Regions from separate parts of the Homo sapiens genome. Here regions 1 and 3 are each linked to region 2. The links are chromatin loops, found by intact Hi-C in ENCODE. Cell type or tissue: natural killer cell. All regions are shown on one strand. Region 1 overlaps MAST4 (microtubule associated serine/threonine kinase family member 4). Region 2 has its middle 130 kb from the start of LINC02242. Region 3 overlaps PIK3R1 (phosphoinositide-3-kinase regulatory subunit 1).

Evidence for each region. Peaks named below come from ENCODE experiments on the same cell type or tissue, not always from the same donor. Only the 100,000 strongest peaks of a DNase experiment are listed, where the experiment ranks them.
Region 1: it touches region 2 in a loop (6-fold over the local background); 2 of 110 quality-filtered maps call a loop at or near these places.
Region 3: it touches region 2 in a loop (5-fold over the local background); 2 of 110 quality-filtered maps call a loop at or near these places.

The regions. Positions count from the first base shown.
Region 1 is chr5:67,164,243-67,168,242 of GRCh38, forward strand. MAST4 (microtubule associated serine/threonine kinase family member 4) reads left to right here. Exons shown (of 29, transcript NM_001164664.2): 29 at 1-4,000. The coding sequence ends at 2,809. Among named protein-coding and RNA genes, the nearest start is that of CD180, 31 kb to the right of the region's middle. RefSeq lists a silencer at 2,069-2,118 and an enhancer at 2,559-3,064. In natural killer cell, CTCF peaks have their summits at 2,057 (motif pointing right) and 2,257; DNase peaks (open chromatin) are centred at 1,779, 2,069 and 2,519; H3K4me3 peaks cover 3,640 bases; H3K27ac peaks cover 3,843 bases.
Region 2 is chr5:67,513,614-67,517,613 of GRCh38, forward strand. No RefSeq gene overlaps it. Among named protein-coding and RNA genes, the nearest start is that of LINC02242, 130 kb to the right of the region's middle. In natural killer cell, no CTCF peak of the experiment used is centred here; DNase peaks (open chromatin) are centred at 1,588 and 2,328; H3K4me3 peaks cover 646 bases; H3K27ac peaks cover 2,060 bases.
Region 3 is chr5:68,238,141-68,242,140 of GRCh38, forward strand. All of the region lies in intron 2 of PIK3R1 (phosphoinositide-3-kinase regulatory subunit 1), which reads left to right. Among named protein-coding and RNA genes, the nearest start is that of PIK3R1, 24 kb to the left of the region's middle. In natural killer cell, no CTCF peak of the experiment used is centred here; DNase peaks (open chromatin) are centred at 1,621 and 3,568; H3K27ac peaks cover 2,353 bases.

The DNA.
Region 1 (4,000 bases), 350 kb before region 2:
CCTCCGAAAGAAAATGTCACTTGAGGACAAAGAGGACAACCTCTGCCCTGTGCTGAAGCCCAAGATGACAGCTGGCTCCCACGAATGCCTGCCAGGGAACCCAGTCCGACCCACGGGTGGGCAGCAGGAGCCCCCGCCGGCTTCTGAGAGCCGAGCTTTTGTCAGCAGCACCCATGCAGCTCAGATGAGTGCCGTCTCTTTTGTTCCCCTCAAGGCCTTAACAGGCCGGGTGGACAGTGGAACGGAGAAGCCTGGCTTGGTTGCTCCTGAGTCCCCTGTTAGGAAGAGCCCCTCCGAGTATAAGCTGGAAGGTAGGTCTGTCTCATGCCTGAAGCCGATCGAGGGCACTCTGGACATTGCTCTCCTGTCCGGACCTCAGGCCTCCAAGACAGAACTGCCTTCCCCAGAGTCTGCACAGAGCCCCAGCCCAAGTGGTGACGTGAGGGCCTCTGTGCCACCAGTTCTCCCCAGCAGCAGTGGGAAAAAGAACGATACCACCAGTGCAAGAGAGCTTTCTCCTTCCAGCTTAAAGATGAATAAATCCTACCTGCTGGAGCCTTGGTTCCTGCCCCCCAGCCGAGGTCTCCAGAATTCACCAGCAGTTTCCCTGCCTGACCCAGAGTTCAAGAGGGACAGGAAAGGTCCCCATCCTACTGCCAGGAGCCCTGGAACAGTCATGGAAAGCAATCCCCAACAGAGAGAGGGCAGCTCCCCTAAACACCAAGACCACACCACTGACCCCAAGCTTCTGACCTGCCTGGGGCAGAACCTCCACAGCCCTGACCTGGCCAGGCCACGCTGCCCGCTCCCACCTGAAGCTTCCCCCTCAAGGGAGAAGCCAGGCCTGAGGGAATCGTCTGAAAGAGGCCCTCCCACAGCCAGAAGCGAGCGCTCTGCTGCGAGGGCTGACACATGCAGAGAGCCCTCCATGGAACTGTGCTTTCCAGAAACTGCGAAAACCAGTGACAACTCCAAAAATCTCCTCTCTGTGGGAAGGACCCACCCAGATTTCTATACACAGACCCAGGCCATGGAGAAAGCATGGGCGCCGGGTGGGAAAACGAACCACAAAGATGGCCCAGGTGAGGCGAGGCCCCCGCCCAGAGACAACTCCTCTCTGCACTCAGCTGGAATTCCCTGTGAGAAGGAGCTGGGCAAGGTGAGGCGTGGCGTGGAACCCAAGCCCGAAGCGCTTCTTGCCAGGCGGTCTCTGCAGCCACCTGGAATTGAGAGTGAGAAGAGTGAAAAGCTCTCCAGTTTCCCATCTTTGCAGAAAGATGGTGCCAAGGAACCTGAAAGGAAGGAGCAGCCTCTACAAAGGCATCCCAGCAGCATCCCTCCGCCCCCTCTGACGGCCAAAGACCTGTCCAGCCCGGCTGCCAGGCAGCATTGCAGTTCCCCAAGCCACGCTTCTGGCAGAGAGCCGGGGGCCAAGCCCAGCACTGCAGAGCCCAGCTCGAGCCCCCAGGACCCTCCCAAGCCTGTTGCTGCGCACAGTGAAAGCAGCAGCCACAAGCCCCGGCCTGGCCCTGACCCGGGCCCTCCAAAGACTAAGCACCCCGACCGGTCCCTCTCCTCTCAGAAACCAAGTGTCGGGGCCACAAAGGGCAAAGAGCCTGCCACTCAGTCCCTCGGTGGCTCTAGCAGAGAGGGGAAGGGCCACAGTAAGAGTGGGCCGGATGTGTTTCCTGCTACCCCAGGCTCCCAGAACAAAGCCAGCGATGGGATTGGCCAGGGAGAAGGTGGGCCCTCTGTCCCACTGCACACTGACAGGGCTCCTCTAGACGCCAAGCCACAACCCACCAGTGGTGGGCGGCCCCTGGAGGTGCTGGAGAAGCCTGTGCATTTGCCAAGGCCGGGACACCCAGGGCCTAGTGAGCCAGCGGACCAGAAACTGTCCGCTGTTGGTGAAAAGCAAACCCTGTCTCCAAAGCACCCCAAACCATCCACTGTGAAAGATTGCCCCACCCTGTGCAAACAGACAGACAACAGACAGACAGACAAAAGCCCGAGTCAGCCGGCCGCCAACACCGACAGAAGGGCGGAAGGGAAGAAATGCACTGAAGCACTTTATGCTCCAGCAGAGGGCGACAAGCTCGAGGCCGGCCTTTCCTTTGTGCATAGCGAGAACCGGTTGAAAGGCGCGGAGCGGCCAGCCGCGGGGGTGGGGAAGGGCTTCCCTGAGGCCAGAGGGAAAGGGCCCGGTCCCCAGAAGCCACCGACGGAGGCAGACAAGCCCAATGGCATGAAACGGTCCCCCTCAGCCACTGGGCAGAGTTCTTTCCGATCCACGGCCCTCCCGGAAAAGTCTCTGAGCTGCTCCTCCAGCTTCCCTGAAACCAGGGCCGGAGTTAGAGAGGCCTCTGCAGCCAGCAGCGACACCTCTTCTGCCAAGGCCGCCGGGGGCATGCTGGAGCTTCCAGCCCCCAGCAACAGGGACCATAGGAAGGCTCAGCCTGCCGGGGAGGGCCGAACCCACATGACAAAGAGTGACTCCCTGCCCTCCTTCCGGGTCTCCACCCTGCCTCTGGAGTCACACCACCCCGACCCAAACACCATGGGCGGGGCCAGCCACCGGGACAGGGCTCTCTCGGTGACTGCCACCGTAGGGGAAACCAAAGGGAAGGACCCTGCCCCAGCCCAGCCTCCCCCAGCTAGGAAACAGAACGTGGGCAGAGACGTGACCAAGCCATCCCCAGCCCCAAACACTGACCGCCCCATCTCTCTTTCTAATGAGAAGGACTTTGTGGTACGGCAGAGGCGGGGGAAAGAGAGTTTGCGTAGCAGCCCTCACAAAAAGGCCTTGTAACGGGGAGGGCCCAGGGGCAGGACTGTGGAGACCCGTCCTGAACGGGCGACTGTGTCTTGACTACCTTTCAAAACCAGCACTGTGTGGGAATGTCCGCCAGGCAGAGCTCGGAGCCTCATTGAGACAGGGGAGAGAGAAAGACAAAGAGGGGACCTTCTTCCAGATGCCTTCCCAGTTGTAACCGGTAAAACTGTTACCAGATAGTGTTTGTACAAAAAAAAAAAAAAAAAAAAAAAAAAAAATTACCTTTACAGTTGAGGGTTGTTGAGGAAAATGATTTTCTTTGTAAATATATAGCATCGTGTTTGGTTTGGGATGTAGAGTCTATACCTGGCTGCTGATTGCGTCGTTTACTACAGCTTTTTTTAAATAAGATTTTTGCTTTACCATTTATCATAATGTAGTAATGAAGCAAAATGGTCAAAACTGGGTGTGTGTGAACAGAGATACACCCATATTCGTGTATATACACATCCACCTACATGTTTTGGTCTGTGGTTTAAGAGACTATTTCAAGGTTCCATTTTTATAAGCTAAAACATTCTAAGTTAAGATGGAAGAAAGCCCTAAACACAGTAGATTCTGAGTTTTTATGTGTATTTTAACCAGAGTTTCTGATAGTACTGTATCTGGCTACCTATATTTCCAGATCTAAAGCAAGAACTACTCTAAGTACTGCATTTGGAATCCTCCTCCATTAGGAATGGCCAGGACAAGTGGAGCTAGCCATTTTCATTACACGGCCATCCCAATGGACACTGGATCCCTGGTCCAACTGTCTAAAAGGCCAGTTGTTCCTTTCTGTGGATGTGGATGTCTGGCCTTCACCTGAGGTAGAGCGGGGACTATAAACACACATCAACTTTCTTTCTGTTTGCTTTCTTTTCCTTCTTTTCAAACTCTTAAACTCAGGCCTTTATGCTGTGAGTGACTAGTCCAAGAAGCACACATTTTGTAGTAGTCCTGCACCAGCCCTGCTCTTGAATAAAAAGGAAAATTACTGGCTGCACCCAAATCTTCTAGTACTTGAGTAATAAGCATCAGGCATTGGAAGAGGTTTTAAATTTGCTTTTTTGAGGAAAAGAACTGGGGGTGGATTTTGGCATCGTAGCATATCGATTAAAGAATAATCAGGACATCAGATACATTTTAATACATAGCTGGGGCCTTATGTTGTAGATGAAGCTTGCT
Region 2 (4,000 bases):
GCACGTTGAAAAATACAGAGCCTGTGGCAGAAGTGGCTCCAAAAGGCTGCAGCAAAGAGCAAACATCTGGAAAGCTGATAAAAGCAGTAGCCAGGTGATCAGAGCTAGAGCATGACAACTCCCTTGATGCTTCCTGTTCCCCAGCCTTTAAAATCTTTGAAATGAACTTGCTTTATAACCACTGATGGAAGTATGGTGGTGGGAAATAAAGGAAGTATTTGGAATGAAGAAGTTTGACAACTGTTCTGAAGTACTGTGTGCCTCATCATTTTCAGATTCAATTTCTTTTTTCGTTGAATGAGGCACAGTCATAACAATTCCATTACTCCGGACATTTACAGTTCATTCCCAGATAATATGATAAGGATTATCCTCCTGCTGCCCTGCATCCCCGCTCCACTGCTTTTGAACTCTTGACAATAGCATTGTCAGGAGACCAAAGGCATATCATTAATTACCCTTAAATTTCTTGGAAGTACTCATTTGAGGGAAAGCCCTAAAGGATCTTTCAGCTATTTGTTTTTGGACACAATAAATAATGGAGAAGAATAAAATCAAGAATAGGACCTGTTTTACTTTTCCAGATCCCCTTGGCTCAAGTGTAAAAGAAACCACAGACGGAAGCCCACAGATGGAGGCTCCTGATCATACAGCTGCGTCTTTGTTGGTACAGAAAACCAATTGTGGGTAGGAGCCATGGAGGAAGAGACAATATTAGAATGCAATGGCATTTTAATTATACTTACCATAATTCTAATGTTCTCTTCTGTGGTGAAGTGTTTGGGGAGTTGTCTTGAAACTAGAATCCAATCCTGCAAACTTCAATCCATTAGAGCGGTGCTGTTTGGAAATATACAGAGAAGCAAGTTTGAAAGATTTTCCAATAATCTCGCTTTGTAGTGTTTAGACTTCCTCTGATGACTGGAGAGGAGAAGGAAGAGAGAAAGCCAGGAGATTAAGTGGCCCATTTCTGTTCCTTAGGGATGTCCACTGGAGAACAAGCTTAACTCCTTGAACTATTTAAACTGCCTCTGAACATTCTTACAGAAGCCTGGTATACTGGACATGAATCCTATTTTCCCGAAAGAGGTAATATAGCTCTAAGCTAGTGGTACCATTCCTATTTTCCAGGACTGGAAACTTCAGAGCCAATTAAGTAGGCTACCTACTAAGAGTCATACTGAATTTCATTTCATAGGTATTTATGAGCCTACTATGTTCCAGGCACAGGGGTGAGTGAAAGAGATGCTGGTCTTGCCCTCCTGGAGCTTGTTGTCTAGTAGGAAAAACATATATTAAGCTAATGAATTAATTACATGGCAACACTTGTGATAAATGCAAAGTAAAGAGGGATATGAGAGCACGTAAGAGTGGGACTAGAAATGGATGAAGGGGTCATCGGAGGCTATCCTGGCTAACATAAGCCTTTTGTACTGAACAGATTACACAGTTTAAAAGAGAGGGAAGCAAGCTTCAAGTAGAGGTAACAGGATGTGTGAAGACTCAGTGGCTGAAAAGAGTGTGATTTAAACCACAATCTTCAAAGTGTGAAGGAAGCAGACTCATTTTACGTGGCTGAAACAGGAGAAAGAGAGAGATGGGGGGAGGTGCCACACGGTTTTAAACAACCAAATCTCATGAGCAGTCACTATCATGAGAGCCACGCTGAGGGGGAAATAAGGCAGGGAAGACTGGGGTGACTGGAGTACAGAGAGCTAGCACATGAGGCCAGGAAGGGGTGGAGATTAAACTGGAGAGCCCTGTGATAAGGTCTGGGTCTGTGTGCACCCAGCCCAAATCTCATGTCAAATTGTAATCCCTAGTGTTGGAGGTGGGGCCTGGTGGGAGGTGATTGGATCATGGGGGTGGATTTCCCCCTCAGTGTGGCTCTCATGATAGTGAGCGCTCATGAGATTTGGTTGTTTAAAACTGTGTAGCACCTCCGCCATCTCTCTCTTCCTCCTGCTCCAGCCACAAAAGATGAGTCTGTTTCCTTCACCTTCCGGCATGATTGTAAGTTTCCTGAGGCCTCCCAAGTCATGCTTCCTATAGAGCCTGTGGAACCATGAACGAATGAAACCTCTTTTCTTTATAAATTACCAGTCTCAGGTATTTCTTTACAGCACTGCAAGAATGAACTAATACACCCTGTAAGCCGTACTAATGATATTTCACTTTATTCTAAGATTCTAAGATGGGAAACCAACAACTTTAAATGCTCTGACCTGAGCATTTTTGAAAGGTCTATTTGGTGATTGTGTATAGGTTGATTTGGAAGGTGGCAGGTGTGGAAGGAGTTTTAGTTAAGAGGTGTTTGTGGCAGTGGTGATGGAGAGAATCTCACACATTCAAGAGAGGTTTAAGAATGATGTTAGCAAGGTTTGGTGACCGATTTGATATGATCTATGAAAAAGGAAGTGGTGGCAGGGCACAGTGGCTCATGACTGCAATCCCAGCACTTTGGGAGGCCAAGGCAGGTGGATCACCTGAGGTCAGAAGTTGGAGACCAGCCTGGCCAACATGATGAAACTTCATCTCTACTAAAAATATAAAAATTAGCCAGGTGTGGTGGTGCATGCCTGTAATCCCAGCTACTCAGGAGGCTGAGGCAGGAGAATTGCTTGAACCAGGGAGGTGGAGTTTGCAGTGAGCAGTGAGCCGAGAGATCAGGCCACTGCACTCTAGCTTGGGTGACAGAGTAAGACTCCCTCTCAAAAAAAAAAAAAAAAAAAGAAAGAAAAGAAAAAGGAAATGGTTCAGGGTGACCCTAAGTTTTCTTAATAAATGAGTAGATATTTGGTTGTACATTTGCTGACATTAAGACTCAAGAGAAGGACCAAGTATGGAGAATGAGTGCTGGGAAGAAAAACTGTGAGTTTGAATTTGGGCAGTAGAACTTAGGGTGCTTCCAAAAGACCAGGGCCACTGAAGGGTGATAAACCTGAGCTTGGGATCCCCATTCTGCTGTTTACTATCCATGACAACTTAGGCAAGTTTCAAAATAACCTTATACATCAATTTCCCGATCTGTAAAATGGGAATAAGAATAACAGTACCTTCACTGAGTTGTGAAGAACAAGTGAGAATACATACCAGACTGGTAACTATCCATGGGGCCAGGAGTGGGATGAGGTGGTCTAGGAAGGGGAACATTGGGTAAATTGAGATGGCTCTTCCTCTTTGTTATTAGTTAAATTTATATAAGAATCTATGTTATTACATATACACTTAGAAATGAATACAATAATATATGAAAAGAATATAAAAGGCTATATAAAAATATCCATGTATAGCACTCAGCCTGGCACTTGGAGAACAGTCAATAAATGTGATCTCTGTGTAGATAAAAGGGACCTGGAGTTCAGAGAGAGCGCTGGTCTAGAGGTGTGCATTTAGTAGTTCTTGCCATTCTAATGATAACAAGAGCTGTGGGAGTTGATGAAATCATCTCAAGAGAGAACATTGGGTTAAAGGGGGACAAGGGTTGAATGTTGAGGAATTTCAACTATTAAAGATCAAGTGGAGAGGAATGAATCAGCAAAGGAATCTTAGAAGGGGCAGCCAGCAAGGCAGGAGGAAATCTCTGTCCATGTACTCAAGGTACACTTACATTCAGAAGAGGTCAATGGTATGGCATGCTGTCACAAGCTCTAATAAGTGGAAACCTGCGAAGTGTGCTTTGGATAAGCAGACTCTTTGGATAATCAGGCAACAAGCTTTTGTTTCAGTTGTCTGGTTCTTTATTTTAAATCAAATCTTGGCTTCTGTCCTGGAAACGGGGCCAGTCAGCTGGTGTAGGCTGAATTCATATTTCTTACAGATTCTCTGTCTATAGGGAGGGGTGCTTAAAAGTGAGTTTGCCGATGTCGAAGAGGAAAACAAAATGGTACAAAGAAAAGGAATCTCAGTCCAGGCACAGTGGCTTACGCCTGTAATCCCAGCACTTTGGGAGGCTGAAGCGGGAGGATCACTTGCGGTGAGGAGTTCAAGACCAGCCTGG
Region 3 (4,000 bases), 720 kb after region 2:
GAAAGTCAGGCGGTGAACGCAGGAGATTTTTCTCTCAGGCTAACCAAAACCATGTTGAAATGAAAACCACCTTGGAACTGGCCTTTTCATCTCAGACTGCCAAATAACTAGCACCCAAGTGGATCCCTTAGCTCAGAGCAGTCACCAGGCATGGGTAGGTCTTTCCTTGTTTAGTGATAAACAGGAAAAACCTAACCGAGCCTACTGAACCATGTCCATCTATAAAAGAAAAAGGGAGATCATACTGGAGATTTGAAAGAAGAGTAGACCTCCAGAACTGATTGATTATAATTTATTTCTGTTATAGTATTTCCACTTAGTATTATGATTTATTTCTGTCCCTCATGAAAGGGACAGAAAGTAGTCAGGCGGTTATGAGATGAAAAGACAGTAAGATGGGATGAAATCGGAGTGAAACAATAAAAAAAAGACTAAGTTAAAAATGTAATAGCATATTAAAATTCATGTGTAAGGGGGTAATGAGCTGAAAATAAAGTCTGTGTTTTGAAGGAGAAACAAGATAAAGCTCTTTGGAATCCAAAGGATAAAAACATAAAATGAGGGAGAAGATATATAGAGAGAATATCTAACAGGAGAATTACAAGTGTTGATAAACAGGGAACCAAGTGAAATAGAACAACATCATTATAAGAAGTTTTCATGCACGTGTGCAGATTTGAAAGTGTTGCCGTATTTTTCATGTGAAATCAATGAAAAATATGTTTGGGCATTTCTATTTAAGAATAATGTTAAAGTACCTTGCCAAAATATCTGGCAAGATATTAGCTACCAGGGAACAAAGTTGTTTTTCTTCTCCTTTCTAGCAATAAATGCCAAAAAAAAAAAAAAATAGTGCATTGATTTTAGTAGAGTTTTGAGGAGAAAAGATGGTGACTTAAGAACTTACTGAGCTTCCTCCTTATATGTTATGTGGAAAGGCAATTGAGAGGCATTCGTTGATAAGCAGGAGCTCAGGAAAGATACACTAAACCTCTTGTTCACGTGGGAGTACCTAAAGGTTGCCTTTTTATTGTTAAGCTTTATAATTTAAAAAGGTGTAAATTTAAACTTAATTCATTTTGGTTAACTTCAGTAATTATCAAAATAATAAAACTATAAAGTATGTATCTTCTAAACACCTAGAAATATATATTCCAAAAGATAGGCAACAAAGAAAGAATAAAAATAATACAGGGAAAATGTTTACTATATATGACTACTTTAAAGAAATACAGACATTAACATATGTATGTACGTATATACACATACATATATACATATAAAATTGACCATATACATATATTTGTGTGTTCAACACACGCATTATTTTTCAGGTACTGCACTAACCTTTTATTCCATTGACTTGTTACTTTTCCTAAGAACTCTGTGACACTGGCCTTATTATACCTGTTTTAAAGATAAACAAGTTTAGTTAGAGATGGCCCAAGGTCACACAGCTAGTGGAGGAGCTGGGATTTGACCCCAAACAGTCTGACTGTTGACCCAATGCTCTTAAGCAACTGTGCAATACAGCGAAAGGGGCGCCGGGGGTTAATGTTCACACTGCTTGATGCTGCTGACTTCCGACCAGCCACAAGGCACCCCGGAGCCAAAGGCAGATGACTCCCTGGCTTGCCAGTGACGTGTGATGCGGTCTGATATGACAAAGTGAGTTAAACAAGCAGATTTTTCCTCTCAGGAAACAGACACAAGAACAACTGAAAAGAATAAAGCAGATGTGTGAGTTACTATTCCTTACAGCAAAAGAACCTCATCAGAACCGCAGGCTGGAAAGAGGTGATTACTTTTAAAGGGCAGTTCATTCCTCCTGCATGTTGGAAACTGTGGCTCTTAACTGGCTAAAATTTTAACTTTCAGTGTAGCCCTCACTTGGCTTGTGCTTCTTAATGTTGTAGATAACATTATAGATTTATATAATATTCAACTTTTATATATATATTACTTATATATAAATGTTTATGTATAAATATATATTTGTATATAATATGTATTCGTATATGATATGTAGTAAATGTTATATTTAAACCATCATATAGAAAAGCCATTATTGGGTACACTGTACAAATCTGCCTTTATAATTGAGTGTACTGTTCTACTAAAAGCAGCTTTAGAGAAAGGATTGAAAGCCAGCTCTTTCTACTTCACTAGCCTTCATTGTTTGGATTGGCATTATGTGTACAGTTATATTGTAACTGTCACTTGTGGTCTAATCTTCCCCTTAGGGGAAACTTGAGAAACCTGGTCAGCTTTAACATTTAGAGGAAGTTTAAACATATTGGAGCATAAAATTCACAGTTGTTTAACTGAAACTCCAGTTCTTGTCAGACCACATCTCTCCAGCCCTTCTGTGATTGGAATCATCTAACTTTGGCCCTCAATAAGGAAAACTTTGACAAGATGCAAAAAATGTTTACTCTTGTTTTCTTTGCCAGGAACCTGAGTCTGCAGCAGACTCTGAGACCTCTTTGCCTACCCCAAATAAGTGAATTGTCACTGTAACTGTTTTTTATCCCCATAACTGCTTTCGGTGAATGCCAATCTAGTTGTTACATGCCTTTAATATTTTGGGTAATTATGTTCTTTAAGAATGAAAATATTTTTTCCTTCCTTCCTTTCTTCTTTCCTTCCTGGTTTTGTTATAGTCTAGCTGTGAGACCAGTTGCCTTTCATATATTCTAGAAGAGAAGGATGAGGTGAGTTTCACAGTGATCTTTTTCCAAAATACAAAACCACTGTCACTCTCCACTTCCCAGGCAACCCCACTCATTCTATTTTCTAGTGAGGGTTTTGCTTAGATGATGACGAGTCTCTTGATTCAGTGGACTCCTAAGGGACCATCTTTCACCAGCACCAAATGCTGTTTAGTTCACATATTGAAATGTTTTAAATTATAACTTAGCAATTGTAGTTAGTAATCTTCACATTATATTGTCTCACATTTAATGTATAATTTCCTAAGAGAAGGAAATGGTCCTGGTGGGGGTCAATAGTTATAGTAACTATTAATAATACTGATGACTACTAGTTAATAGTAATTAAGGCCTCCTAAAATGAGAGGAAAAAAAATCTTTTGTTTATAAGGTTTAAAAAGAAGAGTTGATACTTAATAGTTTTAGTAAAACCCCAGTGCATGTTCGATTAATTTTGTTACTTTATTCTGGGCATGTAGTTGAATAATTACCTGCATTTTTGATTTGCTGAAAAGGTGGTGGTTACAATTTTTTTTGTTTTTTTTTTTTTTACAGTACTGTTTTTAGTTCATTACATTGAGATGCTACATTTTCCTTTTCTTAAATACATGCAAGATGAAATGTTTTACCTCTGAGATGAAAAATTTGAAATTTCTTTAATGTGACTCCTTACTAACACAATTGCAGGCAAGCATTGAACATTTGCTTTGTTCCAGGCACCATGTGCTGTGTGCTCTACCTACCTAATCTCACTTAGTCCACTTAGTGCTATTTGCAGGTTGAGGCTTAGAAAGAAAAAGAAACTTGCCCAGAGTCCAACACTAGTAGCTGGTAAAGAGCTGGTCTTTGCATGCAGCCTCTCTCACTTCAGGATGGGTGCTTCCCAGCACCACACTGTACCACCCTCAAGACGAGTTGCAGGAGGAAAGGAACCTCTAGTGGTATTAACTAAATCTTAGCAAGTAGTTGCCTGTAAATTGTAGACTTTTAAATACAATCTCACATTTCTGTGATCTTTACCCATACACCAGTTACCTTCAAACTAATTTAAGAATCTTATAGATATTAAAAATGCTTGATTGGCCAATATCTCATTTCTGTCAAAATCATGTACTAGAAGCATGTATCAAATCAGAGACTTATTTATGACAATTTGCACACACATTTGGATAAAATGCATCAACTTCTTTCAAAGTTTACTTGAAATAAAAAGGGAAGAATACGAAGTATCACAGGTTAAAGCAATGCCCTCATTCCATTTAGGCAAAAGTGTTGTGCTATTTGAATAG